Linked DNA regions of Homo sapiens: regions 1 and 3 are each linked to region 2. Evidence: chromatin contacts called from ENCODE Hi-C or POLR2A ChIA-PET data. All regions are on one chromosome and are shown on one strand. Each heading gives the region's core, a stretch centred on a gene start or an enhancer-like site at or near the end of the contact. The rest is flanking DNA. Distances are from core to core; before and after follow the strand shown.

Evidence for each region. Hi-C counts contacts between places; a loop is a spot of excess contacts on that map. ChIA-PET counts read pairs that join two places held with the same protein, here RNA polymerase II (POLR2A). Pooled maps may share reads with other maps.
Region 1: a loop to region 2 is called in a pooled map, with 4 times the contacts of the local background. The contact joins the promoter of PFKFB3-AS1 here to the enhancer-like site in region 2. A Hi-C loop is called at or near these places in 1 of 168 maps with a recorded cell type or tissue (naive thymus-derived CD4-positive, alpha-beta T cell), 1 of 37 single-sample maps with no recorded cell type and 5 of 50 pooled maps.
Region 3: a loop to region 2 is called in a map with no recorded cell type, with 5 times the contacts of the local background. The contact joins two enhancer-like sites. A Hi-C loop is called at or near these places in 2 of 37 single-sample maps with no recorded cell type and 3 of 50 pooled maps. POLR2A ChIA-PET finds 5 or more read pairs at or near these places in 1 of 52 experiments (activated naive CD8-positive, alpha-beta T cell).

Annotation. Positions count from the first base shown.
Region 1 is chr10:6,200,952-6,204,277 of GRCh38, reverse strand. It overlaps PFKFB3-AS1 (PFKFB3 antisense RNA 1), which reads left to right and starts at 1,521. Exons shown (of 2, transcript XR_007062045.1): 1 at 1,521-1,838. PFKFB3 (6-phosphofructo-2-kinase/fructose-2,6-biphosphatase 3) reads right to left here and starts at 1,346. Exons shown (of 15, transcript NM_004566.4): 1 at 942-1,346. The coding sequence starts at 1,017. RefSeq lists silencers at 194-273, 504-1,013, 1,134-1,243, 1,294-1,623, 2,654-2,873, a cis regulatory region at 1,152-1,683 and enhancers at 1,617-2,121, 2,676-3,192, 3,193-3,326.
Region 2 is chr10:7,490,649-7,494,121 of GRCh38, reverse strand. No RefSeq gene overlaps it. Among named protein-coding and RNA genes, the nearest start is that of LINC02642, 20 kb to the right of the region's middle. Within about 2 kb of position 1,686, at least 2 of the 41 ENCODE cell types and tissues checked have a DNase peak (open chromatin) inside an H3K27ac peak, as active enhancers do.
Region 3 is chr10:6,048,342-6,051,619 of GRCh38, reverse strand. All of the region lies in intron 1 of IL2RA (interleukin 2 receptor subunit alpha), which reads left to right. Among named protein-coding and RNA genes, the nearest start is that of IL2RA, 12 kb to the left of the region's middle. RefSeq lists enhancers at 116-385, 476-605, 616-995. Within about 2 kb of position 1,564, at least 30 of the 41 ENCODE cell types and tissues checked have a DNase peak (open chromatin) inside an H3K27ac peak, as active enhancers do.

The DNA of each region.
Region 1 (3,326 bases), core at 272-2,771, 1.3 Mb after region 2:
CCTGTCCAGCCCATGGGAGCCGGGGCGCATTACCTGGAGAGGCAGCGTCGCCCCTCTGCGCTGCCCACCCGCCCTTTTCCGCGGCGGCGCTCCGCAGCTGAGGTGGAGCTCGAGGTAACCCTCTCCCAAGCGATCGCTGGTGGCGGGGGCGGCGACCGGCGGGGCGGGGCAGGGTACTGCCAGCCAATTCCGAGCACCGGGGGGTGCGTGCGCCCGGGGCGCGTGGAGCAGCGCCAACCGTGCACTCACCAACCCACCGACCCTCCCCAAAGCCGGGGACACAGGCGTGGCTCCAGGTGGCTCTCCTGGCGCCCCCAGCACGGGCGCCCCCATGGCACTGGAGATGCACGGAAGAGAGAGAAGGAGAGAGAAAGAGATAAAAGCAGAAAGAAACAGTGGGAGAGGAAGGAGGTAGAAACAGAGAAAAACAGAGACATATATATCGAAAGAGAAAACAGGACAGAGAAATAGGTTATTAAGTGAAGCGAGGGGATAGGAATGCATAGCAAGGCGGGAGAGGAGATGGAAACATGCAGAGAGAGGAGATCCGGACGGTGAAAAGGGGCGGAGGCGCGAGCGGCCGGGTCCCTGGGCTGCGCTCCGGCGACGGCCGCCCGAGACGGGTGTCGAGGACAGGGATCGCGGAGGATGTGGATCCCCTCCCTGGCCTGCCCAGGCGCGCGCGTCCCTCCGTCTCGGGGTACGCAGCCCGGCCGGGCGCACTCGCCGTTTCCGGGCCGGCGGGGCAGCCACCGGGACAAGGGCCACAGCGCCCCCGCCGCCCGGCCAAGGACGCGCAGCCCGCGCCTCCGCCCCGCCCCGCCGGCGCGACCCGCACGGGCGCGCCCCCCGCAGAGGGGCGTCGGCACAAAGCCGCCCCACACAATGGCCCGGCCCGGCGCAGCCCGCCCTGCAACCCGGCTCCGCGCAGCTGCACTCACATCTGGGCAACGAGGGCCTGTGGTCCACGGGCACCCAGATCTTCTGCACTCGGCTCTGCGTCAGTTCCAACGGCATCTTCGCGGCTGCGCCCGACGGCCCGCCTCCCGGGGCCGAGATCCCGACGCTGGCAGGAGAGCGGCCGCCGACCCCCGGAACAAAGGAGGAGAGGGGGGCGTGCGCCGGCGCGCGGCCGGGCGTTTCCTGCGCTGCCAGGGGAAACGTGCTTTGGGCTAAGTTCCGGACCCTCGCCTGTGCGGGGCTCGACGTGTGCTGCGAGGGTAGCGAGGCTGGGGATGCCCGGCACGGCCGGCTCGTCCGCTCGGAAAGCTCTGGGATGCTCGGGCGCAGTGACAGCCGCGCTCTCGCCACCAGGCCCTGCTGCTCGCCTCCTCTCCGGCTTGGCTGGGATGCCCCGCGCACCGCCGGCTTTTAAAGAGTCCGGGCTGGCCGCAGACGCGTACGTCAGCCTCGGGGCGGGCCGCATTCCTTGGGTCCCAGCCCCCTTCCACGTGGGGAGGAGGGTGGGCGAGCCGGGAAGCAGCCTGCGAGCTCCCCCTGCGGGCCGGCGACGGCGGTGCACCAGCTCCCGCCGCCCTGCCCCGGGCCTGGAGCGCGCCCAGCCCTGCTGAAGGGTCCTGGCTGCTGTTATCCCCTCGTCCCGTTGTCCCCTCGGGACGTCTGGCACAGCTTCCCCGACTAATTCCGGCCCCTCACCTCAACTGTGCTGGCCGGGAGGAGAGCAGAGACGCAGTCCTGCCCAGTGTAGACCGTGGACCCCGCAGCCGAATCCCTTGGGAAGCTGCTTAAAGTGCATCCTACCAATGCAGCTCCTTTAGGGCCATGGAGCCCCAATACTCTGCATTCCTAACACGCGCTGTGGGGCAGGCGCAGTCCAGGTAAGGACATGGGCCAGGCTGCTCCCTGATAATACCCGTGAGCCCATCCCCCGCCACGACCCGGGCGACCCGCGGGGAGGAGGCTTCCCTGATCCTCCCACCTCACCTCGTCCTTGTCCACTTTGCTGAATCCCTTAGAAACCTGGACTTGAACTGAGCCTTGCTCCCCTCCCCTAGCCCAAAGACTGGGAACCTTGAGAGGCCCGCGGTGCTGGGTACGAGGAGGGGGCGGGAAAGCCCCGGGGAGCTGGACTGAAGTGGACTGGGGCTGGGGGCAGCTGGCATCTGGTTTTCACACTCACCATGTACACCATTCAATAAACCTTTATCGCCCCGAGTAGAAGAATGAATAAAACTAGACCCATTTCGATCTGCAATTCATTACCTAAGTCGAGGGAAAACTATTGGGGGCGGCCCCTTATTAGGCAGACTCCTAAAATTCACTCCGTTATCCTGCACACCCTGCAGCTCTGCCTCCCCACTTTTTGGTGCATGCGTGCCCCGTCTCCTTTCCCGGCCCTCGCAGTTTGCACCAGCTCGCGACTTGTGACAGTCGTGCAGTCAGGTCAGAGGCGTGCGGGGAAGATCTGGGTTGCTTTTGGTGGGGAACCGCCGCCCGCGCCGGGACGGATGTAACTTTTGCAAACGAAGCCTCAGTACGGGAGCGCTGCGCCGCCTTGCAGAGAGGTGCACACTTAGCGCTGAGGCTGGGCTGTGATTGGAGGGAAGGCGGCGCTCGCTGAAACCTACACCGCGGCGGAAAAGTCTGCGCAGAGGCTGCCACACGTCGCTCACGTCCCGCATGCTCCACAGGGAGGGCGCCCGCGCCCAGGCGGCGACCGGGGCTGCTCCCGCCCCGCGCGCCCGCCCCACCCGGGCCTCCACTCCTCCCGACCCGCCGCCTGCCGAGGGGCCCCGGAACGCGCAACATCGGCCACCTGGCCTGTGCCCCGCCACCCTCCCCCACGCCTCGACCCCCACTCCCCCTCCCGCCTCGACCCCCACTCCGGCACCCCGCCCCCCGCGCCGCCCTCTCAGAGCCCCTGTTCCCGCGACAGCTTTGCTGACGGTCTGGTTTCCGCGCTCTGGCGGCTGTTCAGAAACCCGATGCGTTGCATTTGGACTTGTTTTCTGCAGTGGGAGCACATGCCAGAGGCGACACCCTAAACGCCCAGGGGAGAGTCCCACTCCACTCCTGAAATAAGAGTGGGCTGACCCGAAGAGGGAAACAGCAGGCAGCGAGCGCCCGCGCCACCGGGACGAGTTCCCGCCCTGGGGTTCGCGGGGGTCGGGGAGGGCTGTAGGCTGCGCGCGGGGAGAGCGGCTGCACCCCTGCAAAGAGCGCCCGCGGTTCCTGGGGAATGACGGTGCACCTGCGCGCCCGCTGCTTGCCCACCGATTTTGCACACGTACAGGCGAGGCAAGCGGACCAGGGGGCCTTCTTCCACACTCCCTACAAGCTTGCAAACACTGCTGGTTTCAGCTCAC
Region 2 (3,473 bases), core at 437-2,936:
CCACCCAGCCTCCCAGACTCTCCTGCACAGCGGCCCATTGAATCCTGCCTTCCTGTAGTAAGAACTTACGGTAGCTTGCTAATGGGGTGACACCCTTGCCTCTTGTGTGTGGACAGTGCAGTGGTTGTTTGCAGCAGGAAGTTTGCAATAGGCCCCCTCCTTGCTCCTGCATCCAAATTCAGGAGTTCTTTGGCTATCCAGTCAGGCGATTGGAAGAGACTGAGTCCCCCACATTATCCCCTAAACGATGTCCCACCAGAGAGTTTAGCCTGAGCACCTAAAAGCTGTCTTCTTATTCTACGTCTGCCAAATCCCAAATGATGATCACGATGCTCATTGTTCACTGAACCTCTTCCTTTTCTCCATTAGTAGAGCAATGTGGGAGTGGACGGGTAGAGAGAAGTTGGAAGTTGAGGATTTTGTGGCATGTTAGGCTTGCACTTCCCAAGTTAAATGCTGACCTTTATATTTGTGATGTGGTACCCATTGGTGGGGACCTAGAGGTGTAGGAAACAATGGGATGACAGAGCATCAAGAAAATGGAGGCAAAAGACCGTCTCCTCTCCCCCAGCCCCTCTAAGACATCCAGTGCTGTGTGAGGTGAAGAGTCACAGCTTGACGACCTGAGAAAAATCCTTTTGCTCTTCAGAGCTAAGTAAGAGTGTGCAGGAAAGAATTTCTCTTAAAGGACAAGAGCTGGGGCTCACTGGTGCCAGGATGATTGTTTAGGGTTAGAAGAGAAAATAAATGTGAGTATTTGTGTTATCCGCTGGAGCTGTCGTTTGTGCAAAAACTTTAATAAATCCCTTCCACGTATAAGCACTATGCTAGGTGCCAGGTATGCAAAGAATAGCAAGATATAAACCTCCTCCTTGGGATCTTATGATCCAGCTTAGGTTCTGGGAAAGGCATTTGTGTTGGAAAAACAAATAAATATTTAAAGAGTTTTTCAGTAAAATTGCATAAATCTACTTAGATGTTGAAAGCACAAGATGTCCTTGTTGGGGCAAATGGGTGACTAGGTGTCTGAGAAGCTGTAAAGGATGCATTTGGAACCCACTGGAGTGTGGTGAGCCTGTGAGCTGGGAGGCAGCCTGGACCTCATGATTTCCAGAAGCAGGAGTTTCTCCTTTTAGGTAGTGTCAGGGAGTCAAAGAGCTAGGGGGGCAGTGTCATTAGGGAGGAGGATGGTGTCAGAACCCGAGTAACCCTCCTCTTGGGACTTCCGGAGCTAGTCGGTGAAGAATTTAGAAGCAGGGCTCTTCCCATTTTGTGTATGTGTGATTCCATATTACTCATGGCCAGCAGGGATTGAAGAAAGCTCTGGTACATAGAAAGCAGGTTGACTAATTTCCCTTTCTTGGAAATCTGAGTGGCAAATCACAAAGGGTGTGAGTAAAGAGAAATGAGCTTTTTTTTTTTTTTAATCAAAGGAAGTTTAAAACGACATTGTTCTTGCTCTTTTCATAATATAAAATCTGTCATCATACTTCATGTAAGTAACTATAGATGGGAAGCCATTGACATTCAGTTAGAGGACAACAGAGAGCAGATTTCTGGGTTAGTTAAAATTAGATTTGGTCACACATAACAGAAAACCACAAAGCAATCAGTTGCTTAGGCAAGGTAGAGGTTCACTTCTCTGTCATGTAACTGTAATACTGGCTAGCAAGGTGGTCCTTACAAATTCATGCTCTGATCTTTCCACTCTGACATTTTCAGTGCATGGATGGCTTTTGTTTCCAAGGCCACCTCAAGGTCCAAAATAGCTGCTGGAGGTCCAGCTGTCACATTAAGGTAGGAAAGAGAAGAAAAGCAGAAATGCAAAACAAACTCTTGCTGACAATCTATGCCTTTCAATAAAACTTCCTGGAAAAGTCCCACTCAGCATTTTTATTTACATTGTATTGAGCCTAGCTTAGCCACATGGTCATGCCAAGCTGCAGGAGAGACCAGGAAATGTAATGTTTAGCACCCAGGTAAAAAGAAGTTTGGTCTTTAAGGAGGGGGGAGTGGATGGGTATTAGGTAATAAATGACAGTCTCTACTGCAAGGTTTTTTTTTTTTCTTTTTTTCTTTTCTTCCTTGTCCTTCTGTCTTTAGAGTCTAGGCCTCTTGTTGTGCCCTCTAACTTCCAATCCCACCCCACTCATGGAAGAAATAACTTACAATAGCTTTCTAATTGGCTAGATAGAGAGAGAGAGAGAGAGACAAAGAGAGAAAGATTAGATAGACAGAGAGACAGATACATAGAAATAGGTAGATTGATTGATTATAAGGAATATCCAATATTGTCCATGTGATCATGGAGGCTGAGAAGGCTTGTAATCTGCCATCTGCATCTTGGAGACTCAAGAAAGCCCATGGTGTAATTCATTCCAAGTCTGAAGGCCTGAGAAGCAGGGGAGCCAGTGGTGTAAATTCCAGTCTAAAATAAGCAGAAGAGAAGATGAGGTATCCCAGCTCAAGCAATGAGGCAGAAAAAAGGAGGTAAATTCCTCCTTCCTCTGCCTTTTTGTTCTATTCAGGCCCTCCACAGATTGAATGGGGCCCACAACACTGGGGAGGGCCATCTGCTTTACTCAGTTCCCCCATTCAAAGGCTAATCTCATCTGGAAATATTCTTACAGACACACCCAGAAACAGTGCTTAACCTGGGCACCCCACAGCCCAGGCAAGTTGACACATGAAATTAACCATCACGCCTCTCCCATGAAAGTCACATTCCCTCAACAAAGCAGGTCCTAGACGTTCAGATGTGGGTGGAGATTGAACAAACCCTTCCGGAGTGCACACTGTGTCCTGAGCACTACGCAAGACACTTCTGCGTCCCTTGTTCTCAGGGATACGGTCGACATATTGTGAGAGAATCCAGCTCCCCAGACGTGATATTACTCTAAATAGGCTGTGTCTTATTCATCTTTTTTCTTGGCACATAGTGGCCACTTATGAAGGCGGATGTCAGGAACTCTTACACATCCTCCTTCTTGCTCTTTTTCTCTCACTCTGCTCTTTCTCCTCCTTAGGAGCAGGGGAAAATGGAACTGAAGTGGGCCTGACTAAGCATTTCAACTTTCCAACCTGTTGTTAATATTTTCGTACAGGTTTTGGTATCTCTGTCTCTCAGCAGCAACCAGAGCCCAACACAAATGTGCAAATAGATAAAGTTAGTCTTTATTTCCCTTGGGGTTTCCCCTGCTGCTCCCTCTTTCCTGATGCAGAGGGCTGGCTAAGTGCTGGGATGTGTGGTGGAGACGTTGCTGATCAGGGCCTTTTTTTTCTCTTGAGACAGAGTCTCGCTCTGCTGCCCAGGCTGGAGTGCACTGGTACGATCTCAGCTCACTGCAATCTCCACCTCCCAGGTTCAAGCGATTCTCCTGCCTCAGCCTCCCACGTAGCTGGGATTACAGGTGCATGCCACCACGCCTAGCTAATTTTTGTATTTTAGTAGAGATGGAGTTTCACCATATTGA
Region 3 (3,278 bases), core at 315-2,814, 1.4 Mb after region 2:
CTGAACCTGGAGGCTGAGGTTGCAGTGAGCCGAGATTGAGCCACTGCACTCCAGCCTGGGTGACAGAGGGAAACTCCGTCTCAAAAAAAAAAAGAAAAAAAATATATATATATATATATATATATTTGTGTGTATTTTCTCCTCATGAAATGAGCTCCTTGAAGCAAATCGGCCCATCTTTTCAGAGAAAGATCAGTTTATTACGTCACCAAGTAAAGGGCAAAGGAATCATTTCTAAAAGTTTCGTTTGAAGTCCCCGGAGTTAAAGTTGACGTCAGCCTCTTCCTGCCCTGGTGCCCCGAGAGTTTCCCGGGAGTTTTGGGGATGACACCCGGCTGCATGCGTGACATCTCGCTGGCTGGGGGCAGGCCTGGTGGCTTCCCCGACAATGAAACCAGGCAGAGCCTGCAACCCAGCTGAGCACCAGTGTGGTCTCTGCTTCCGGTCCTTGTGGTAGCACCTCTGTTTACAGCCTGATTTAGAACAAAAAGAACTTTTGTAAAGGAGAAAACTCCTTATATTAAATGGAAAGCAAAACAAACAATTACCAAAAAAAAAAAAAAGTTGGAGGGGTGTTTCAGAATAAAAGAGCCGTCTCTCCAGACATCTGTCTGACGCCCAGGTGGCGCTGAGACCACAGGGTGAGCCTTTTGGCTGGAGATGTTGATCCCTGGTTTACTGCACTTCGGGCTTTCACTACCTTTCACCCACCGGACCATCAGTTTCACTTTCCCTCTCCCAGCGTCTCTCAAGCTCTGCTTCTCTGGCCCCGTTTTCAATCTAGTGCAAGAGGACCTGTAGCCAGGGCACCCATCCTCCTCCTCCTCGTCCTGCACTGGGATCCCAGCTCTGAGCACTCCCGGGCCAGGGAGGCCTTGCTGCGTGCTCTGCTTCTGTGATCTTACAGATTCCTCATGGCCACCATAGGAGATGGGGACTGTTAGCACTATTCCCCCACCCCAACCACCTTTTTTTTGAGACAGAGTCTCACTCTGTTGCCCAGACTGGAGTGCAGTGGTATGATCTCGGCTCACTGCAACCTCTGCCTCCCGGGTTCAAGAGATTCTCATGCCTCAGCCTCCCCAGTAGCTGGGATTACAGGCATGCCCCATCGCCATGCCTGACTAATTTTTGTATTTTTAGTAGAGACAGGTTAGTAGAGACCATGTTGGCCAGGCTGGTCTCAAACTCCTGACCTCAATTGATCCACCAGTCTCAGCCTCCCAAAGTGCTGGGATTACAGGCTTGAGCCACCACGCCCTGCCACCATTCCCATTTTACGGATGAGGAAACTGAGACCATGAGGCAGTAATTCACTCTCCCAAGAAAGCAAGGAGCCAGTAGATCTGAGCAGAACCCATGCATTCAGGCCGACACAGGAAGCAAGCTGTCAACAGGCACTGTTCATCTCCTGGGCTGCCTAGGCAGGCCCTGAAGCTCTGGTTTTCAGTCACCCTGTTATTCATCCCCAAGTTAATCTCCCCTGAAAGCACCTGTCGTGATGCCCTTTCGGCTGCAAGAGCTCCAGTCATTTCCATTGCCTCAGGGGCACTTTGCTACCTCCTCTGCCTGGCACACAACATGCTCCCCAGCCAAGACTGTTCCCTCAGCACATAGCACGCCTTGGCCAGCAGGTCTCCTCCTGTCCTTCAAAGGGAACCTCCTCATTTGTGATTTCAAAGCTGGACTCCCAGGAACACCCTCCTCCCTTACTGGAACAATCTTCCCCATCTTGTCTGCCTACCGGAATTTTTCCCAACCAGAAAAGCGTCTTGAGAGAATGGAAAAGTCTTATGAATTTGGAAAGTTGACAGCTTGAATTCAAATCCTAGCTTGAACTTGTGAATTTCTACTTTCCTTTACGAAAACCTTTGCATGCCATTCTGTGCAGGCACTAGCAAGGTGGTGGGAGGGAGATGGATACAGTAGGGTGAGTGCCGTGTAAAGAAAAGGGAGCAAAGTCTGGGACTGCAGAGAAATGCCACAAAGCACAGACAGAAGAGTCCCGGAGGCTTCCCAGAGAAAGATGACAGCCAATGGGAGACCTCCAGGGAAAGCAGGAGTTAAGAAGGTAGAAATGCATTAGGGAAGTGTGGCATGAGCATGATGGTCAATTTCAATGTGTCCACTTGCCTGGGCTAAGGGATGCCCAGATAGCTGGCTAAACAGTCTCTCTGGGGGTGTCTGTGAGGGTATTTCCAGGAGACACTAGCATTTGAATTGAATAGACTGGGTAAATTTCTTGTTGGTAGACTGAGTAAAGAAAATCACCCTCACCAGTGTGGTGGGGATCATCCAACCATAGAGGACCAGAATAGAACAAGAAGGCAGAGGAAGGTTGCATTCTCTCTGTTCAAGCTGGGACATCCGTCGTCTGCTCTTGGACATTTGCACTCCTGGTTCTCCAGCTTTTGGACTCTGGGACTTACAGCAGGGCCCCTCTGCTCCTCAGGCCTTCAGTCTTAGACTGAGCCACACCACCAGCTTTCCTAGTTATCCAGCTCCAGCTGGCATATTGTGGGACTTCTCAGCCTCCATAATTGAGTGAGCCAACTCCCATTATAAATATTCTCTTATTTATCTACATACATCCTATTGGTTTTGTTTCTCTAGAGAAATTCTGTTTCCCTGAATAATACAATGACCAAGGCCCAAGACAAAACACATGGTGAGCTCCAAGAGCCACGCAGAGTCCCGCAAGGCAGGAGAGCTCAGGCACATAGTGGAAGCAGAGATTTTGAAGTTGGGCATGAGCTGTGTCTTGGAGTCTCCCCATGTCACTGGGCTTAAACTGTGTCCTGGAAGGAACAGAACATCCCAGAGGGGTCTCAGTCAGGGCATGGCTTGTACTTTGGAGAGACAGCATTGGGTTTATGTGAAGAATGAAGGAAGAAGAGAAAGCACTGGGTTTATGTGAAGAATGAAGGGAAGCAGAAAGGCAAACCCATAGGGCATTGAGTAACCTCCATGGAAGTCCATGAGGGTAGGGTTTTAACCTCGGTGGGCCTCAGCTTCTGTTCGTATAAAATGGGAATAACACAGACCCTGCTGGGTGCTGTAAGGCTACATAAGCTAGCCTGCCTAGAGTGACCAGAGCACACAGTAGGTGCTCACTAAATGTGACTTGCTGGGCTTCTAGTCTGCATGGCCAAAGGCCCTTCCCTCGGACCTTTCCGTGTGGATGCCTCACAGGCTGCTCAGTCTACACATCCAGAACTGTCCTCCCTCCCTGGAACCTACTCTTTCTCCTCTCTTTGCTATCTCAATGAATGGCACCC